2 separate regions of the Homo sapiens genome follow, and region 1 is linked to region 2. Evidence: chromatin loops called from intact Hi-C (ENCODE). Cell type or tissue: PC-9. All regions are shown on one strand.

Region 1 (2,500 bases), 54 kb before region 2:
CCTCCATACTACACATCTCTAATTAGGGACTTTCAGTTGTTCCCTGACTGGCCTGAGAGTGTGGTTTTTTTAATTAGGATACTTAACATTTAACTGACTTTTCCTTGAATGTAGATTAAAATTAATCTACATATATACATGCCACACTGTCAATGCTGAATTATTTTAAAATAAATTATAACTAAAATTTTATGCTGATACTGTTTTTTCTAGACAAAAGAAAACATTATTTTAAATCTATGTATGCTTTGCATTGTTATTCACTCCACTACTTATCCCAGGGCCTGTGGGTTCCAGACATTTAGAGACCCTGTGATCTTCATCAAAATGTATTTACCCTGTGCTCTAATTTTTCAAAGCACTCTATTGTTTTGGTACAAATCTGTTGCATTATCTCTTATTGAAATAACTGGCTTACTCATATCACCCTCTCACTGGTAATAGTTTTGCTTTAATGAGCTTAACAAAATGGATAATTTTAGTGACCTCAAAGTGTCAATGTAAAATACCACTGGCAACAAAACATTTCCTAGAACTTCTCAACACTACCTACAATTGCTCAAATATGACACTGAGAATGAAAAGTAAAATAATCAGCAGTTAGTTTCATGGGGCTGATTAAGATGCACATCAGAGACTGGTAATTAGGATAATAAAAAATGAATGTGATCTGATAACTGTGGCAGGAAGATTTCCATGATGGCCCCACAGTTTCATTCCCTGAGCCACATGCTGTATGTAATTCCATCCTCTGGAGTGTGAACTAATAGGGTAGTCACTCTCCTGACTAGGTTACGTTATATGACAATGATGAAGTGATTTTGCAGGTGTGATTAAGGCACCAAATTAACTGGCTTTGAGTTAATTAAAAGGGAAAGTATCCCAGGTGGACCTAACCTAATCAGGTGAACGCTTGGAAAGAGGGTCCAAGCTTTCTGGGAAGAGATTTAAAATAGAAAGACTGTCCTGCTGGCCTTGAAAAATAAAAAAGTTCACATCATGGCCAGGCACAGTGGGTGCACCTGTAGTCCCAGCTACTCGGGAGGCTGAGGCAGGAGGATGACTAGAGCCTAGGAGTTCAAGGCCAGCGTGGGCAATATAGTGAGATTTCATCTCTAAAATATTAAAATTAAAAATCCGTATATTTATATACACATGAAAACAAAATTCACATGGTAAATTTGTCAGCTGTCTATGGGGGGCCAGTCACGTGGTAAAGACCTGACAGTGACCTCTAGGAGTTGACAGCACATCCCAGCCACAAACTAGCAAGAGAATGGGGACCTCAGTCACACAATCACAGGGAAATAAATTGTGCCAACAATCTGAAAGGGCTTGAAAGCACATCTTTTAAAATAGAACCTGAAGTCGAAGACACAGCAGGCTAACTCATTGATTTCAGCCTTGTAAGACCCTGAGGGGAAGACCCTGCAAACATTGCCTGACTCCTGACCCATGGGGAGTGAGATAATAAACATATGTTGTTTTAAGTTATTGATTTTGTGGTAATTTATTTTGGTGTTTAAAATCCATACATTATCCTACAAATGAAAGCACAATACCTGGTAGGTCTCTTTGCTTCCTTGAGACAGAATACTCCAACTTGGGAATACTGCTTTGGAAGTACATACCACGTGACATGAAGAACTGCCTGCACTGTTACATCAGCACCTTTCTCAGCACACACTTATCGCTACATCGGGAATCATTCATGAGCAGCTGATGCAAGAGGAAATAATCCAAGCTTTGTCGGTCATAGATAGGTCAGTGTGATATGTGGCTGCAAACTGAAAATGGACACAGGCAGCTGTATTACAGCCTCACTAAGGAATGGCCTGAAAAGACAGTGACAGATGAATTTCTCCCACTGAAAACTTTGGACAATGTACCCATTTTTCCATTTTCTGTTGGCAGAAAAGTGCCCAAAATTTAGAATATTCAGGAACCATAGGAAGCAGCAAGTGGTCTGGCTGAATGGTCAATAGCAACAAAAGAAAAAGATTGGAAAATTTGGGGCAGAGGCATGTGGACTGAACATGTGGGACTGAATGCAAAGTGTAAATACCTTGATATCCCATATAAATGCCCACTAGAGAGCATTTCAATAAAGAGGCATGAAATAAACACGTAGATAAAATGATTGTACAGTTGATATAAGACATCCTCTGCCATCCCAGTGCTGGCATGAAGGGCACATAAATGAAGTGGCCACGATGGCAGAGATGAAGACCATGCATGGGTTCAACCACAGGCCCTCCCTCCTTACAAAGGTTATCTAGCCAGTGCCACTGAGAAATACCAACAGGCCAAACAACAAAGACCAACGCTAAGCCTTCAATATGGCACACTTTTCTAGAAAAGACTGCCTTCCACTTGATGGCAACTTGACTACATTCAGCCAGTGATTTATTATGACAAGAATAGACAAATGATACAGATATGAGTTTCCTTCCTGTAATTAGGGCTTCAGCTAGTGTCACTGTCCAAGAGTATAAGGAGC
Region 2 (2,500 bases):
TTTGTTTGCCTTCCTCAGTTAAAAATACATATTGAGAAGAAATAACAGTTGTAAAAAAGTTAAGAATCATAAGCTTAGCAGTGAATAGTTAAGCAATATATGTAGTTGAAAGTACTATCATTTATTAAGCCAAACCCAGCTTTCCTTAGAGAAGCTAATAAACATTTATTTTAGTGTGACAACAGGGGTAGTTGCCTTTTAATACTAAAAGTGTCAGGAGAGGTAACGAATAATTTTTTTAGACTTTCTTGTCAAAGACTAAAGATAAAATATGATGCTATTTTTTGACACGATACAAGTAATGCCAGTTCAAATTAAATGATCCACCATTGTTCCTAAAATCTGGTGAAAAATGGCTCAATTCCAAATGCATAGCTTTGCTGTGAAATACAGGTGAATAAATCTGGTATATTCCCAGGAACATTCTTAAAATAACTTACCAAATGCATAAAACAAGAGATAATAAAGTGACTATTAAATATTTGTGACTTTTTTTCCTCTTAAGATTTGTTAAGATTGTGCTCTTTACTAGGTGTATTTCACAGCGCAAAGGAGCAAATAGAAAACATATTGCTGATTTAGTAAAAAGTTTCTGAGTATATGATCTAAAATTTAAACCATACCATGCAATATTTGGAGTCAAGCCATAAATTCTAAGGCTGGGAGTGAGGAATATTCCTCAGGCAGTTCCTGGGGCATGTTCAGATTTGAAATAATGGAATGCATGAATGGAGGCTCAGCAGTACAGAAGATTCACTGAGTTGTTACCTGCATAGAAGAATGGACAGAAACTGGATTACTAACAAGGAAGTGGATTTTTAATTTACTTTCTTCTCTTGTTCTCTTAAAATGAGTGAACAGGCTGGGTGCAGTGGCTCACGCCTGTAATCACAGCACTTTGGGAGGCCGAGGCAGGCGGATCACCACGTCAGGAGATCGAGACCACCCTGGCCAACATGGTGAAACCCCGTTTCTACTAAAAGTACAAAAATTAGCTGGGTGTGGTGGCACGCGCCTGTAATCCCAGCTATTCGGGAGGCTGAGGCAGGAGACTGGCTTGAACCTGGGAGGCTGGAGATTGCAGTGAGCCAAGATCACGCCACTGCACTCCAGTCTGGTGACAGAGCAAGACTCCGTCTAAAAATAAAAAATAATAAAAAAGATGAGTGAACAATCCTCCATAGCATTTGATACGTTCAATTTCTTTTACCTCCATAAAGATTCTTATCACACTGAAAAGACAGCAGGATGTTTTGGTATAGCTTATATAAAATACCAGCTCTGAAACAAATGGTTAGTCTAGGTTTATTGCACCATGTAGGCGCTAGCTGAGAGGCCTCTAGAGAAACCTGTTCTGAAAAATCACAAAACTAGTGGCTCCACAGGCAACTCTTATCAGCCTGTAACATCAGTGTTAGACAAAGGAATGTCTGGACAGAAACCAAGAAAAAAACCTTGAGGCATTTTTAGATAAGAAATTTTGAGCCAGAATCCATGCGAATATCTTTGTGGCAAAATATATCCATGTATATCCTATTAATAACAACAACAATAAAAATCAGGGGCTGATGTTTTCCTTCTATATCATTTTAACTTTTCTGTAATGCTTTATATGCAAGAAAAGTAGAATCAATAAAATTACTTTTTTTAAGGCAAGACATGAACTTGCGTAAATTTGCCTTGAGTTTGGAATTGAATGGTTAGAATTTTTCTGAATCAAATCAAGAAGCTAAGACTTCAAAGTGAGACTGATGCTCGAGGATACAAAGAAAAATCAATTTCCATGTTCTCATATGCAAAGTGCTTGAAATTCATCAATCTCATCCTTATAACAAGAAAAAGCTGGACTAACTGAAAATCAATGGCTTTTTTGGATCTAACAGAAAATTGAGGTTGAGAAGCAAACCATCACATAAAAGTCTGTAAATGAAGAAGCACTCAGAGGGATACCACAACTGGGGTATGCTTATCAGATGCAGAAACTGCTGGAGGCAAAAACTGGTAGGAACACCTACATGATAATGATCTCATTTAGTTCTCAGAACTATCTTATTTGGTGGATAGTATTATTATCACCATCTCACAGAGGAGGAAATTACAACTTTACCTAAGGTTGTAATTTTAGGATGTAAAGCCAAATTTGCTGGATTCTAGTGGTGTGGCGGTAAATGATTAACAACTGGCTCTGAGGGATGGGCGTATCATAAGGGAGTCTGATTTCTAGCATTTTTCCAGTGTGAATACTTCCAACATGGCTTATTGCAAGCTACCAATATGGCGTCACTGAATGCAGTGGGGCACACATGTGCTCCATGGAAGGCAGGACTAGGACAACAATAGCAGGATATCTATTTCAGAGCTTTAAAAGATAAACATTTCTTTGTAATAACTGTCATATTGACAAAGAAAGGCAAAACATAAATTAACACATTTGTCAGTTTTTACACTATTTTTGGAAATTTACAAAACAAACGCCAGGCAGGAAGTTTGCTAACACAGG

What was found. Hi-C counts contacts between places; a loop is a spot of excess contacts. Peaks named below come from ENCODE experiments on the same cell type or tissue, not always from the same donor. Only the 100,000 strongest peaks of a DNase experiment are listed, where the experiment ranks them.
Region 1: a loop joins it to region 2, with 5 times the contacts of the local background. A loop is called at or near these places in 2 of 110 quality-filtered maps.

The regions. Positions count from the first base shown.
Region 1 is chr2:208,927,874-208,930,373 of GRCh38, forward strand. No RefSeq gene overlaps it. Among named protein-coding and RNA genes, the nearest start is that of MAP2, 490 kb to the right of the region's middle. In PC-9, no CTCF peak of the experiment used is centred here; no DNase peak of the experiment used is centred here.
Region 2 is chr2:208,982,314-208,984,813 of GRCh38, forward strand. No RefSeq gene overlaps it. Among named protein-coding and RNA genes, the nearest start is that of MAP2, 440 kb to the right of the region's middle. In PC-9, no CTCF peak of the experiment used is centred here; a DNase peak (open chromatin) is centred at 1,378.